Linked DNA regions of Homo sapiens: region 1 is linked to region 2. Evidence: chromatin loops called from intact Hi-C (ENCODE). Cell type or tissue: OCI-LY7. All regions are shown on one strand. Each heading gives the region's core, and the rest is flanking DNA. Links, peaks and the distances in the headings are about the cores only. Region 1 overlaps FNDC3B (fibronectin type III domain containing 3B). Region 2 overlaps PLD1 (phospholipase D1).

Evidence for each region. Peaks named below come from ENCODE experiments on the same cell type or tissue, not always from the same donor. Only the 100,000 strongest peaks of a DNase experiment are listed, where the experiment ranks them.
Region 1: a loop joins it to region 2, with 2.5 times the contacts of the local background. A loop is called at or near these places in 10 of 110 quality-filtered maps.

What each region holds. Positions count from the first base shown.
Region 1 is chr3:172,337,112-172,345,451 of GRCh38, reverse strand. It overlaps FNDC3B (fibronectin type III domain containing 3B), which reads right to left. Exons shown (of 26, transcript NM_022763.4): 16 at 8,051-8,122; 17 at 4,221-4,339; 18 at 2,336-2,441; 19 at 1,194-1,366. Among named protein-coding and RNA genes, the nearest start is that of GHSR, 110 kb to the left of the region's middle. In OCI-LY7, for the core only: a CTCF peak has its summit at 3,780 (motif pointing right); a DNase peak (open chromatin) is centred at 3,781.
Region 2 is chr3:171,767,815-171,776,154 of GRCh38, reverse strand. All of the region lies in intron 1 of PLD1 (phospholipase D1), which reads left to right. Among named protein-coding and RNA genes, the nearest start is that of PLD1, 38 kb to the left of the region's middle. In OCI-LY7, for the core only: CTCF peaks have their summits at 3,306 and 3,505 (motif pointing right); a DNase peak (open chromatin) is centred at 3,494.

The sequences.
Region 1 (8,340 bases), core at 147-8,146, 570 kb before region 2:
CTGAAGATAGTTTCTTTATAGGATAAATCAGTGAAAGGGCTGAGAAAAGTACAGCTCACACCAGCCCAGTTGCACATTTATCTTTGTTGTGGCAGATAGTAACTGAAAAGTTGATGAGAGAATGGGGTAGACACAACAGTGTGCTCATCACTATCCATCTTCTTTTCGCTTACATGATTATAAGTTCAGGTACATAGGCGTTAATGTTCAGACTTTTTTGTTTTCACTTAAGTATCATTGTTGTGTCTGAAATTCTTTTCTATTGGAGAATTAGGAGAAATCCAGTTTTGGGCACTCTGCCTAAGGAATAGCCCTTCTTTTATTCCTTTACTTTCTTAATAAACTTGCTTTCACTTAAAACAAAAAGTCACTGCAAGTTGGGCTGTCTTATTTTTTTAAAAAATCATCAATTAATTAATTCTATTTATTTGCATGGAGCCCATCTACACAAACCACTGGCACTTTGGACGGGGCATTTAGCTGGCTTTACCCACACGCTTCTGCCCTTTTATGCTTCATCAATCTCTGAGCCCACCCAAAAGCCTCACAGTTACTGGGACTCCCACTGCTCATTATTCATCTCCCCCTAAATCCACATCATTTGGCAATTTCAAAGAAAAAAAGGACAACAACCTTTATGGATATAACATAGACATATATATTCTCAATTTTTGATAGCTCAACTTGACAACTCCAAATGGAGCAATAGAAGGAGAGAGTCCTGTAGTTTTCACGTGAAACAAAACAAAAACAAGCTGGTGTCCCTGGCCACTACCCTTCTCTAGTTGTAAAAACTGACCTAAGATGTTGCTGGTTCATTTAGACAAGACAGTATAAAACTTTTATTAGAACTATTATCTAATCCTAATTTCCCTGAACTGATAAAGTCAATAGAATAGGAAATTTTCCAAAAACTGTCGAAAATATCTACAGGGTGATATCCTTATTAACCTTGAGTGCTGTCTTCATAGAATGATATGAGGACAAAAGAAACAGAAAACTTCTAATGCTGGGTCTATATGAAATCACAACAATATCAACTCAGAATTAAGATTTACAGACACTGCATTAATGGTTGTCAAGGTTGCATCAAGACTGTCAAAAATTTCAGGAGGCTAGAGACAGAAGTGCTAGCACTTTGGGTTCTGATTATGCATTCTGATTCTGGTTATGGTGTATGGGCTTATACTCACCCCTCCATCATTCAGAGCCCTCACCCGGAAGCGATACACGGTTCCAGGAAGCAGGTTGCCGACGGTGCACTCCAGCTCTGGGCCATGGTACACTTCCGAGGCTACGTCTTCGGGCTCCGTCATCTCCACGCTGTACTCTGAGACCTCACAGCCACTTTCCGATGCAGGAACATCTGGGAATGAAGAATTTTTTTCATCTTAGAACACTTTGTGCTTCCAGTTGACCAAAGTGCACCAGATTTCACACAAGTTGAGCAAAATATCACATAGGTGGCCGGCCTCAGTATCTCCCTTACAAAAGAATCCATGCCCACCAAAAAAGAGATATAAAAATAAAAGTTTCTGAATGATGTTATCCATACTCTCCAAAGCGGGTCCACTGAAGTTTATTTAATTACATTGATAAAATAATCCCAAAATTATAGGAACATTAGATATATTTCTTCATATTCTAATGCTAGGTAAATGGAAGAAAAAGAGGGAAGAAAAATCTCTTTAATTGGAAACCAAAGGTCATGCTAAATCAAAATACAGGACCCCAAATTGGCACAATTTATTATACTTTAGACATAAGTGGTAGGAAAAAATAGTCTGCTAGAGAGTTCTGTACATTTGTACTTGTAATTATACATGTTGTAAACTGCTGGACACAACAGGAAACGCTAATACAGCTTAAATCAATGCTGTAAAAACATCAGGACCCACACAGGACAATGCAGCAGAGGTGGTTGCAAACAAAGACGAGAAAGAATTCCATGTGATCTTATAAACCATTCTTTGGTTTAAATTCTAAATGGAGCACAAAATTTTTTTCCCATGAATAAAGTTGAAAACTTTCTGAAAAAGACTGGCTGTTCTTGAAATACTCCCTAGAAATGTGTCCCCTGAAGTGCGGGGGATAAACCATGTGTGTGGCACCATCAGGAAGAGGAAGGTGAGGGACAGTGTTGCGGGTGTGGATGGGGGGAATGACACACATAAAAAACCTGGGTCAACATACTTCAAGAAGAATATGGACATCCTCAACAGACAAAAACGTATATGGTCTTTAGAAGAAAGCTTTGAAACTTAACTACAAAGCATAAGTCTTCATCTCCAATTGTCCAAATTGTCAATGTCAATGTGAAGGTTAGTTCACTCACCCCACTCTAAGTGGACTTCTTTGTGCTTTGGTCTACCCAAAACCCTCGGTGGTCGACATTGACCTGGTGCAATGCTTAGTGTGCGAACAGGGAGACTTTCAGAACACTGCAGGAGAAACACCAGAGAGAACCATCTCTTAGTTACTGTGAATTTATCAGACCTCTACATATCAGGCAAATTCCACCCCATAACTGCAAATGTTACCGAAAAGGGGTTACACACTAAATGTGTGCACATTATGGTATGCTTTTAATGTAATTAAGATCTTCATATAAATTTATGTGTGTGTGTTTTAAGGGTGGCTATAGACTTCATATGGCACTGGGAAAAACAAGAATGATTATTTTTGAAGTTAGATTAGCAGACATGAGTACTGTATATCCTAAGCACACAATTCTTTTCCTTCAAATCAAAATTAGAAAGACCCTTCATGAGGACAGAAGAGAACACAAAACGACAGCTGGATGAAATTTTAAAATGGTACCATAAATGGCCAACCACTCACATACAGAGCAGAAAAGCAAATAAACTCAATATTAATCAATTGATTCTGACATCAACCAGCAGGTACTGTTAATGCTAAAATAAGCAGTCCTTTATTTTGCAGGATCTGGTTGCGTAAGGCTAGTGGTATGGAAGCTGACCTACTTCCTGAGACGGGAGAAAATCAGGTAGAGCTATACAGCTCAGCCACATTCAGTTTTCTTCCTGAGAAGTGGCACAGAGGAAATGAACTCTATGCATTTGAGCAGTTCAGCCTCAGTGCCACCTTGTGTAGTGCCTCACACATAGGAAGGACCACTGATAATCTCAGCTTTGATTTGGATTTACTCCACCTGGGAGGCATTCCAGACAGCTTCGGCACTGTATAAAGATGGTCCAGCTGGACCTTCTCCTCACAGGCAGTGTCTACATGGGCAGTCTAGATGCCCTAGTACCATCCTTGGGGGCAAAAGAAAGTAAACACAAAAACTGATGTTGCAAGTGGGTTGACTAGAAAAGTTAGGCCTTCAAATGGCAGGTATTCTCTTGAAAAGTCAACCCAGCACAGGGCTGTAAGCCACCATCTCTCCTTCTCTTTCATTTTAAATGTTTAGTGGTTTCAAATCATAATGTTAAATATCTCTACAGTGAAAGTATCTTTTGGCATCTCGTTTCTCATTCACTTTTCTGAGTGTAAGTTAAAACCATTTAGATAACAATTATTTCTAGAGTACTCCATGTATATTTATTAGGTTGTTTTGCGCCTATGAGAGTACTATGTGGTTGAAACTAAGGCTCCTGACATGTTAACAGGTTAGTCTAAAGTCATATAAATAGTAGAAACAAAAGAATGGATGCTGCCTACAGATGTGTACGTTGGGTACCACACAACTTCAGGAGGTGCCACTCAGCTCAGTCATCATGGATTTATATTGTTTTTGCAACAACTTTCCAGCAGATGGCAGTAAAGTACCTTGAGGAAGGTATGTCTCAAATTCTTAAAATTGATAGATGTGGTAACAGCAGTGCTGTGCAGGTCTTATCTTTTTACTCTAAAATCTATAGTTTTTTAATCATTGCAATAACCGAGGTCTCCTTTATTTAGTCAATGCAAATTCCAGACAATTTTCAACTGTCACAGGTGATTATGTCAAAGCCTTCTGAGAAATGAGTGAGTGACAAATGTACCCGAAAATACCACAATTCAGTAGGGAATCATTTAGGCCTATCTTATACCTCTAAACAGCAATTCAGAAAGCTCTATTTTTCATTTCCTGACATGATACTATTAGGTTGCATTACCAAGATACATTGTTTAAACTGCAATTTGCTTCTGATGTTATAGACAGTTTGTCCGAATTTGATCAATGAGGTTTACTTTCATATGGAAACAAAACCAACCTGGCTGTGTCCGCCGGTACTGATGCAGCATGCTCGGAGTTTGTACAAAGTGCCTGGTTTCAAGTGGGTGAAGGTGTATTCGGTAGCCGACCCACTGTAGGCCACTTCCCACTGATTCGCTGTAAAACAAGACTTATGCATGACTTTATGCCTCTTGTAAAAATGTAGCATATCAGCCATTGCTGACAAGAAAAAGCTCTATGTTTTCATGAAAACCAACATCTTCTTTTTCTTTTTAAATAGCCAGAAAGCTCTTCCTTTTTCTTTTACAAAGTTAAATACCAAAATAACATTGAGTCATTTTTAATACTTAGTGTTGCTGGCTAGACTACCTATTATCACCACAATTACATTTGCTATGAGGTTTGGATGTGGGAAACCATAATGAAACGTGCCGCTGGCATGGAGGGAGTGGTAGGAGACACAGAACAGGGGTGGGCAAGCTATCAAATGCTCCTGGTGTGAGGAGGCCTCAGGGGCAGCCAGGCACGGGGCTACTTCTTGGCCACGAGGCTTCTGGCAAGTCTGGGGTGGTACGCAAGAATTTCTCCCTGTTCTTATCTGCCTAGAGGTCAAAGGAAGTGAAATCCTCTTTTAAAAACTGGGTCTTTTGACTGCCTTCATGGAGCTCCACTTAAAAGACAAAAATTACAGGCGGTGGCTCACGCCTGTAATCCCAGCACTTTAGGAGGCCGAGGTGGGTGGATCACCTGAGGTCAGGAGTTTGAGACCAGTCTGGCCAACCTGGCGAAACCTTGTCTCTACTAAAAATACAAAAATTAGCTGGGCATGGTGGTGGGCACCTGTAATCACAGCTACTTGGGAGGCTGAGGCAAGAGAATCACTTGAACCCAGGAGGCAGAGGTTGCAGTGAGCCGAGATTGCGCCGTTGCACACCAGCCTGGGCGACAGAGTGAAACTCTCTCAAAAAAAAAAAAAAAAAAAGACAAAAATGCCTACGGGGGTGACAAATTAAAGACCAAATGTGGCATGACCCAAGTGATCTGACCGCTTTGTGGAACTGAAGAGAGAAACGGTCACCAGGAGTCTGGGTGCCCCCCAAGGCTGATGCCGTCAGAAGCAAGGGCACCCAGGGCTGCCTCAGCCGCCTGCCTGACTCACAATTCCAGGCCACTGGGAGGCTCTTCACTCCTCTGTTTTATTCCCACTCACGCTGTGTTTCCAGTTGACCACTTTACAAAAGCCTTTTACTACATGAAGTTGTTTTAGGGGAAATGCTTTTTCTATTCCCTGGTATTTTAACTAGAGTAACTTCCACAAATTCCCCCAGCGGCTTATTAGTTTAGATTCACAACAGAGTCGCATGCACTAAGGCCATATGAAGAAAGGCAATAGCAAAGGCAATTATCCTGATATTACAGGTCAAAAAAACCTGTACTGAAAAGGTGACTGGGAGCAAGGATTACTGAAAAGATTCAATCACTCACTCAGCCATGCAGTCACAAAGTTGTTAACTGGAAGTCCAGAAGGGCCCCTACTTTTGATTTGTCATCAGTAGCTAAAGGGAGCCATGAGAATTCAAAACATACTTAAATATTCACAACGAGCCACTGGCATATACATGACTTCTAACCTAGTTGGGTTTTTCTAATGAAGAAAAGCTAAACCAGGTTTTTTGTTTGTTTGTTTGTTTTTTGTTTTTTCTTCCGAGACAGAGTCTTACTCTGTCGCCCAGGCTTAAGTGCAGTGGTGCGATCTCGGCTCACTGCGACCTCCGACTCCTGGGTTCCAACGACTCTCCTGCCTCTGCCTCTCAAGTAGCTGGAATTACAGGCACATGCCACCACACCCAGCTAATTTTTGTATTTTTTCTAGCAGAGACGGGTTTCACCATGTTGGCCAGGCTGGTCTCGAACTCCTGACCTCGTGATCCACCCATCTCGCCTCCTAAAGTGCTGGGATTACAGGTGTGAGCCACCATGCCCAGCAGTTCTAAACCAGGTTTTTAACCACAAAATATGATTTTATGTTTAGAACAGCTGTGCTCATCTCAAAAGAATTCTCATGTTTTCAGCTTAAAATAGGAACCAACAGACTTAAAAAAATTCCAGGTGGTTCTCATGGTACAGAATAAAAAGCCAGCCACACATCAGCACTGCTTGCTTGTAAAAGTTTTATCAATGCTCTCTGTTTTTGGCATTAGCATGTGCCATTTAAAAAAAAATTTAATGGTGGGCCGGGCGCGGTGGCTCACACCTGTAATCCCAGCACTTTGGAAGACCGAGGTGGGTGGATCACGAGGTCAGGAGATCGAGACTATCCTGGGTAAAACGGTGAAACCCCGTCTCTACTAAAAATTCAAAAAAAATTAGCCGGCCTAGTGGTGGGCGTCTGTAGTCCCAGCTACTCCGGAGGCTGAGGCGGGAGAATGGCATGAACCCAGGAGGCGGAGCTTGCAGTGAGCCGAGATCACGCCACTGCACTCTGTCGCCTGGGCGACAGAGCGAGACTCCGTCTCAAAAAACAAAACAAAACAAAACAAAACAAAACCTTAATAGTTAGAGAGATTATTACAGTGGTGAGATGATATGTCATTTAAAAAGTTTTGAAGACTATACTTTTCTCTATTAAAGTCTAATGAATTTTATTAGAAAGAAAACCTTAGAATTTTTAAAAAGGCACTAAGGAATTTTATTTCTAACATTTGTCCCATGTTAATCCACCCAGTATGAATAGTAACAAAAACCTGAAGCAAAATGACAATGAAGTTGGAAAGACATTTTCTAAACTTGTTATAAAAGTGTGATTCTTGTCACTAGCCCACAATACTATATACTGTTTAATCATGCATGGGAATTTGTAGATTACTGAACCTACCCCTTTTCACTATCTCCACCTTCCCCTTCCTGCCTCTGATACTCTCTTTGCTTATAAGAATTTTTTTTTTTTTTTTTTTTTGAGACAGAGTCTCACTCTGTCACCAGGCTGGAGTGCAGTGGTGCAATCTCAGCTCACTGCAACCTCCGCCTGCTGGGTTCAAGCAATTCTTCTGCCTCAGCCTCCCAAGTAGCTGGGACTACAGGTGCCTGCCACCACACCCAGCTAATTTTTGTATTTTTAGTAGAGACGGGGTTTCACCATGTTGGCCAGGATGGTCTTGATCTCTTGACCACCCACCTCAGCCTCCCAAAGTGCTGGGATTACAGCGTGAGCCACCACTCTCGGCTGCTTATAAGAATTTCCAGAAAACATATGGCAAGTTAGGAGATGAAAATACCAAATTTATCTGATTAATTAGGAACCCTAGTTCATAAAAAGACATGGAAGCTGAGTGTGGTGATTCATGTCTATAGTCCCAGCACTTTGGGAGGCCAAGGTGGAGGGTTGCTTGAGGCCAGGAGTTTGAGACCAGCCTAGATAACATAGTGAGACCCCATCACTATGAAAAATGTATTCTTCCTCATCTTCTGTGGCAGAAGAGTCACTTAAGCCCAGGAGTTTGAGACTGCAATGGGCCATGTTTGTGCCACTGCCCTCCAGCCTGTGTGACAGAGATCGTATCTCAAAAAACAAAACAAAAACAAACCAAACCAAAGAAACAAAAACAAAAGATAAACAAAACAAAACACCAATGAAAAAGATACAGAAAAATTGTTAAATAACACAAATGTAAGTTTCAAGTAGACTCTGATCTCTGGTGCTGTGTTTGAAATAGAAAAACTGCCAATATGTGACTAAAGTTTGTTTATTGTAATAATAATTCTATCTTTAGAATTAATGATTACTCACTATTACTATAAAGACATTTACTATATTAGAAAACAGAGCTTGCTATTGGATTTGAATAAAACAATTGCCAAAAACTTCACCTTCAGAATTTCCATCAGTAATCTCTAGCAAGTACTTGAGGATTTCTGAACCACCATTGTCCTTAGGGGGATCTGGAAAATAACCAAATGTCTTATTAGCAATAAAAGGATATTGATTTTTATTGGTAAACATCATCAGGACTCATAAAATCACACACCATTATACTATCTGAATTCTAGACATGACCAAAAGGCAAAATAATTTATTTCACCAACTCCTCTGTTGAAAAAAAAGAAAAAAACAAACCAGGAATCTCTGAATACTATCAGACTATTCAAAGTTCTTAGAT
Region 2 (8,340 bases), core at 270-8,269:
TTCAAGGCACGTTTGGGTTCCTGCCTTTTCCTACTCTGAATAGATGTGATGAACTAACAGGCTAATACATGTGAAAGCCCTTTGTTTACGCAAATGAAGGGGTTACTGTTTTTATTATTTTAGGGTGTGGAGTCACGTGGTAGAAAGAACACAAAGTCAGAAGTCCTGCGTTTGCATCCTAGCTTTGAAAGCTGTCTCCATCTCATACTAGGGTCCCCCTTTTCGCAGAGCTATTTTTAAGTGTTTTCCTGTGGCTTTTTCTTTCCCCTTTTATTTTAATTAATTAATTAATTTTTTTTGTTTACTTATTTTGAGACAGAGTGTCCCTCTGTCATCCAGGCTGGAGTGCAGTGGCATAGTCTCTGCTCACTGCAACCTCTGCCTCCTGGGTTCAAGCAATTGTCCTGCCTCAGCCTCCTGAATAGCTGGGATTACAGATGTGTGCCACCACGCCCGGCTAATTTTTGTATTTTTAGTAGAGACGGGGTTTCACCATGTCGGCCAGGCTGGTCTTGAACCCCTGACCTCAGGTGATCCGCCCCTCTCAGCCTCCCAAAGTGCTGGGATCACAGACGTGAGCCACTGCGCTGGGCTCTTTCCCTCTTTAAATCAGATGTTCTTTACTTTTACTTGTGCCATGGGGACCTCTTTGACATTCTAATTAAGCTAATGAACCACTCTACAGAATATTTATTCTGTAAAATTAAACACATAAAATTAAAATGCATAGGATTACAAAGGAAACCAATTATACTGACATAAAGTTATCAATATGCAAAGAAGTAAATATGTCATATTGTAATACATGTCCTTTATTAAAATGCATTACTTACCAGTATCTAGTGGCAGGTCTAATAACTACTGTAATTTTGAAATAGTGATGAGTGGAAATGATACTTTGAGATATTGCAATAACTAATGTGATATGAAAAATCCTTGATGTCTAAGAAAATATCTTTGACGTCAAAGAAAATATCTTTGATGACAAGTTACAGAAGGAAATGATAATTTTAGTTAGAAGTTAGTAAAAATAAAAATAAAATTTTTTATCAACAGCCTGAATTCTGTCTGACACCCTTAGCCTTGCCTTAAATTTCACTCTTTCTTCTCATGCTGTACATTTTCCAGGGACAAACTCTGTGTCCCACTGTCCCCCAGCTGCAGCTGCTCCTTCAGTGTCAGTGACTCCTAAATGTGCACCTCTGCTGTCTAGGCAAAGGACTGTAGCACCTGGCCTGCATCTCCTGGGGCCTGCTGGATATCCTCCCTGAACAGCTCAGAGGACCTCAAACCCAGCCTCCCTCAGTGAACTCCTTGGCTTGAGCATCTCCCCACCCTCCTCCCACCACCCTGCCCTTCCTCCTTGTCCCTAACTCTGTGAATGGCATTAGTAACCACCACGTGGCTCCAGCCCCGAGCTGGCTTGACAAGGGAGCCAGTGCGCATGCTGCTGCGGGGTTTACGGCACAAGCCTCCTTGATACAGTTTATGAAAGTATAAACTTGTATGTCTTACAGCACTGGCCTGTGCTTGCCTTTACCTGGAATGTCTAAATTCCTACTCACCCAAAAAGGCCTCATTCCTCCTACTTACCTTTTCAACATGCATATCTGGACACTTTCCGGTTTAGCATCCGTTGGTGATGCCTCTTTGCTCCATGATGTGACATAAGAGGACTCTGCCTTCCTCACAGCATTTTCTTCTGCTGGTCCCTCAGCCTTACTAAGGTCCCTGCAGGCAGTCCCTCCAATGTCCCCCACCCCGTTTACCCTTTGCCTTGGCAGACTGAGTGAGTGCCCTCTCCCTGGGGACCCTTTCCCTTCCATGTCACCTCCAGGTCTCAGTTCTGTGGCCACTTCTCTGGAAAGCCTTTATGAGGACTGTTCACAGTGCAGGCCTTATCCACTGTCTCCCCCGCCCTTGCATTTGACCAGGGCCTGGCAGGGTTTAAGTGGTACGCACTCAGGAAGAAAGAGTTTTTAAAGTACATGGCTAGGAGCACCGACCTGGGTTCTAATCCCAGCTCTGTCTCTAACTGTGTGATCTTGGCAGTGTACTTACTAGCCTTTGGACGCCTCAGTTTTATCATCTGTAAAACTGGTATAATAGCCGGGCGCGGTGGCTCACGCCTGTAATCCCAGCACTTTGGGAGGCCGAGGCGGGCGGATCATGAGGTCAGGAGATCGAGACCATCCTGGCTAACACGGTGAAACCCCGTCTCTACTAAAAGTACAAAAAATTAGCTGGGTGCGGTGGCGGGCGCCTGTAGTCCCAGCTACTCGGGAGGCTGAGGCAGAAGAATGGCGTGAACCCAGGAGGCGGAGGTTGCAGTGAGCCGAGACAGCGCCACTGCAGTCCCGCCTGGGTGACAGAGCGAGACTCCGTCTCAAACAAACAAACAAACAAACAAACTGGTATAATAATAGAGTGGTAATGTTTAAATGAGTTGGTACTTATAAAGCACTTTAGAACCAAGCTTGGCTCATCGGAAGAGCTTATATAATAGCTATCCTTATTCATTTTAGTTAGTTTGTTTGTTTTGTTTTGTTTTTTGAGACGGAGTCTCGCTCTGTTGCCCAGGCTGGAGTGCAATGGCACGAAGTCGGCTCACTGCAACCTCCGCCTCCCGGGTTCAAGCGATTCTCCTGCCTCAGCCTCCTGAGTAGCTGGGATTATAGGTGCACTACTCCACGCCCGGCTAATTTTTGTATTTTTAGTAGAGACGGGGTTTAGATGGGGTTTCACCATGTTGGTCAGGCTGATCTGGAGCTCCTGACTCGTGATCCACCCGCCTCGGCCTCCCAACGTGCTGGGCTTACAGGCATGAGCCACTGCACCTGGCCTCATTTTAGTTTTAGTAGTACAGCTTGGGCTCATTTAAAAGTCATATCCTGCTATACTCTTATTATTGCGGGGTTTTATTAAAGAATGTAGTGTAATTTGGTGCCCACCACTTAACTTTTCTTCATCTTCATTAAGGTTAATATCAGATATTCATTTTAGAAGAATTAATTTATATGTGGCAAAAGGAAATAAATTTTTGCTGAAAGATAAGAGAAATTCTGGGAATACAGACATACAGACTGATGGAGACACAGCCCCACCAGTAGTTTATCTAGCTGAGTTGGGGATTTATTCATATTTCTTCCATTTCAAAGATTGTGTTGGTCTCCCAGGAGTATTTTTTGAAGCTCTTTCTGCAGAGGAGAGATCAATATTATTTATCAGAGGATTTCCTTGGGCATGCAAATCATCATATATGTTTGCAAACCAGATCCATGTAAAATAGATGGTTTTGAATCTACTTTTTTTGCATGAGCATTTTTATATCCTCTAGAAATATATCACTATTGTGGGGAAAAATTTAATAATATTTAACGACATACTGAATGTGACATTAATGTGCTCGCATAGCTGCTCCTTCTCTGTTTTTCTTCCAACATCAAAGTAATAACATTTCCCCTGAGGTTTGTTCAGCTCATCCAGCTTTCGCTTGGTTTTGCCAGCAGGTGGGGTACTAGCTCCTTTTAAAGTCATCAGCCACAGGTCTTGAGGCTCGTTTTCTTTTTTCCCTGAGAAAAGAAATTATCTTGCCCCCTCATTCTATGGTGACCCCATGAGATCCTCTTGAGCCCTGACCTGGGAGTGGGTAGAGGGGTGGGCAAGGTGTGTATTAGATCTAAAATAGTCTCCAGGATTTTCATGGGTGAATTTGTTGAGCTAATGGCTTATATTTCACAGGTTTTGAGTAACTTGAATTTTACCAGTAATTCATGTAAATCAGTTTGGCAACAGGTGAATCAAGCTTTGCCTGCATATTTGGTCCAATCTTATGGTTTAGGAGAAACAATAATTAAAGTTCAAAAACCTTGGTTATTGTGTTGAAATAAGTCTCATTTAAACAAAATACAAATCATGGCAACAAGCCATTAGAATTAAAACTGTTCTTGGAGTTGAAAACTAGGGGAAAATAAGTATACTGTGAACACATTGTGTTAAAAAGCTGATGTTCTAACAATATGCTAGAACATTACTGACTCTGTTTTAAGATCTAACTGCTTTAAGGAATTGATTGACTACATTTTTCTAGAATGAAACATAAATTTCTTATTTTGAAATCTTAGTGAGTGGTATTAAGTTCCATTTTAAAAGGCAGCTTAAAGATCCATGTTAAAAGACGTGTCTTAGCTTATACATCCATTCTAAATGTAGGTGGTGAAACTGAATTATAAGAATGTTTTTAAGATTTATAGACACTAAGTCAGAATCAGAAGTTAGAAGGTTCTTTGACAAAATTTCCTATTGAACTTATGTTAATCGTTGGATTTGATGAGGTTTTTAAGCTTATTCAATGTTATCTGAAAATAGTAATACTATCTACATTTGATTCTCAGAAATGATAACTTCATATGTCCCTCTTATGCAATGTGAAATTACAGTGCTATCTGTTCCATAACTGCCACACAACTTGAACAATATAAAAGTCATTTCATGGCCCTAATGGAGGGCAGACTGTATCCCCTTGCTTAAAATTAATCATTCACTTTATTGCAGTGTCTGAGGGGAGAGAAGGGAGTGAGAGTTCTCTTTGTTTAAGTTTGTGTTATGGTTTTCTTGGGCAGCAAGTACAAAAGTGCAGCCTGAAGCTGTAGCTCATTCTGTATGTGGGTTTTATTTCTCACAGCAGTCCGGTGTCTCTTTAACATATGGGGAGTGGTTTCAAGTTCATTACTAAAGCTTATAGGCTAAAGTGCTTTGTGGGCTTGGCTATGACTTAAGTTGCCTTGAGGGAGTCAGCCAAAACTGGGCTTGGGAACAGGAAGGCTTTGCCCGTTTATTTGGATTCTCAGGGTAGTCGATTTTGCCACCTCTTGGCTATCAGCTGCCTTGGAGATTGGTTTCATAGTAAGGATTCTTTCTTTAAGGTGATATGGAGCAACTGCTTTCACAGGGGCACCAGGTTAGTAAATAACATTTTGCACTTTCTGCTGCGTGTGTCAGATTTTCTTTCTGAGCTCACGGTGTGATGATAGGACAGACTGGGTTGCTGCGTTCTTTTAGAAAATAATGTGAGTTCGTTTATCCTGCAGAGGTTTAGGGGGTTATGTTTCTCCTTATAATATATGCATTTTTTGACCATATTAAATACAACTGGAAGCCAAGTGGAAATGACATATTAGTATCTGTGTTGGATTTGCAGTCCAGAGGTCTTGTTAGTAAATATCAGCCCTGCCCCCGCCCCCTTTTTTTTTTTTTTTTTTTTTTTGAGATAGGGTTTTGCTCTGTCACCAAGGCTGGAGTGCAGTTGAATGATCATGGCTCACTGTAGTCTCAACCTCTTGGGCTCAAGCGATCCTCCCACCTCAACCTCCTGAATAGCTGGGATTACAGGTGCATGCCACCGCACCCAGCTAATTTTTTTTTTTATACTTTTTTATAGAGACCAGGTTTTGCCATGTTGCCCAGGCTGGTCTCCAACCCCAGGGCTCAAGCGATTTGCCTGCCTTGTCCTCCCAAAGTGCTGGGATTACAGGCGTGAGCCACCTTGCCTAGCCTAGTTCCTTTCTTATAATTGCTTTCTTTGTGTCGTCGCACTAGACCTTCTAGGTATAAATATGATTTTATACACAGTTGATTTTATTTTTTGAAACGTTAAGTAGTGGAGTGTTGGGCCCCAGTTGGGGTTGTCCTCCCTCACCCCACTGGTGCGTGCTTGTCTGATGCACGGTTTTTCTTCAGGCCTACTCCTTGGAGTTTCAGTGAACCAGAATATCATTTTAATTTTTCTCTTTGAAAAGTCTGGCACTTTTCTGGAATGCCTCAAAATACTGGCATAAGAATTGATTCAGGCAGAATGTACAGGTGGATTAAGCCCAATTGAATTTTGTCTTCAGTTTTGCTGTTTTTATTCTCAAGTGATTCTTCAGAATACGAGATTACCCGAGGATTAAAGAACAGCTGTAAAAATGGAGTGTGACTTGTAAAACATAAAAGTATAGTTAATAGTAATTAAGAAATTAAGTCAATATAATTAAGCACAGAGAAAGACATTGTCTTCCTTAATCTCGTTAATTTAAAGATCTAAAGAGCAATTCTGCCTTTATTAATTTGCCACCAAAGCAATCTGGCATGAAATTGTTCTATAGGAGTAGTTCAATTTGGTGTTTTAAAGTTTGCAACACTTTATGAAATATAGTTTCTCTTGCTTTCATGTTACTTTAAGGATGCTTTAGTTCAGGGTAATGTACTAGTGTTTTAAATATGCTAATATGCTTCTGTTATTGCCATTTTATTCTCCTTTTTTCCCCACTGCGAAATACAGTGTATTAGAAAGGGTCTGTTCTTTCATGTTCTTCTCTGCTTAAAAAAAATTGAGGGGGAAGGGAGACAGAAATAGGTACTTAAAAAAGATCTCTGAGGTGATATGCTAAACTTTAAGGATCCCTTTCCCCATCAGTGCTAAGTTGAAGTTACAATGTTATGGCTGCATGCCATTTCGGGATTACAAAGTGGACTGTATTTTATACCCCCTAAGGCACAATTGTACAGCTGTGTTATTGCCCCTGCCTCTGTAGATATTTTCTTTAACAGTAAGTTTATTACATCATTTTAGCTTTCCCAAAAGTGCAAAGATTGCTATGACTTTGCTATGTTTTATATACATGCCATATATATGCTATTACTACGCATATATGCTATTGTGCAATTATTAATTATTAAATGATATTAAATTTTAAGGAACGACTTGTCCACCTGATTGTAGCTGCCTGATGATTTTAGAGAGAAATATTAAGACATTTTAGTCGTTGATTACTTGTTTGTGCTTGATGGGTACAGATAAAGGTCTTTAAAAGCTTACATGAAACTCATTTGTATCTTGTGGATCTCAGTTTCTGTGTTCCCAAGTGCTTCATAGCTTTTCATCTAGAGATGGTAACAAAGCAAAGACCACAGATTCGAAACAAAAATAATGTGGCAAAGGATTAGATAAGAGGGAAACTCCCTAAAAACCAGATTTTAGGGTTTTCCCAGAGAATATACACGTTAAAATGTTTCCTCCAAACGTGGGAGAAAAAAAAGGACTGTACAGTAGAGAGTTCAAAATCTGTAAATTTGGGGTAAAGTGTCTAAGCAAACCTTAGATTATTCCTGATTCTAGGTTTGGAACACACATTGCATTCTTGCTCTCATTCTGCTGGACTGGCTTAATTTTGTTATATCTGGGTCTTTTGGCTAATAAGAGATGAGCATTTGTCTCATAACATACCATCTAATTTTAAGTTGAGTTTTGTGCTAATTAATTTTTATCCAACATGCTTTCTTGTTGATAGTCAAAGTGACTTAGATGTCTCACACATCTCAGATGGTTTATGGACCTCGCTGTGACCCAGAAGGGCGTGATGCCAATTTTCTTATAAAATGAATCTGAGTTTCAAAGCTGGAGAGAAATTCTTAGGCAAACTTTTTTAACTTGAATTGGCTACGCCCCAAACGTTGAGGAAGTTGCATGGCAGTAGAAGATCAGGACTCTGAGGAAAGAATTGAAGAACTAGGAGTAGTAGTGGTATTAGAGATGAATTTTCTGACCGTCGAACCTTGGTAGATTTTCACCTGATGGACCAGTTCCGTTCTTCACAGCCCAGATCACTCCTTGTTCCTGTGTGATCACACATAGTCTTGATCTTTGCAGCGTACGGTTTGGGAGGTGCAGGCTTTTCATCTGCAGTTTATAGCCTTGTCAGCTTCATGTATTGACTAAAATGAACTGTGCCACATCTGCCTTTTCCATGCCTAACCTCCTGGTTCTTGCCCCCCTCAAGAACCAGGTGCTTGTGTGCACATAGGTCTTATGGTTACGTACCAGAAAATGTGGGAGATTGTGATGCCATCCACCCTGGAAATTCACTATTTTAGTAATGTCAGTAAATACTTAACTTCCCAGAGGGATTGCAAAAGTTGAGGATAGAGTATACTCCTGGAGCTGATCTGACCACAGAGCTCCCCAGTTGCCTGTTTCATTCTGAAGAACCCAATTTAAGTTTGACCCAGCATTTCTGGGGTAGTAGTACTACCCCAGTTAGTAGTAATAGTCATAGCAGAAGTGGTAGAATAGTGGTAATAATAATAATAATAATAATAATAATGAACACATAAAAGTCATTTCCTAAGTGCAGTCACTGTTCTAAGCCCCAGCCCCCCTCTCTTTTTTTTTGAGGCAGAGTCTCACTCTGTTGCCCAGGCTGGAGTGCAGTGGCACGATCACTGCTCACTGCAACCTCAAACTCTTGGTCTTAAGTCAGCCTCCCACCTTGGCTTCCCAAAATGCTGGGATTACAGGCA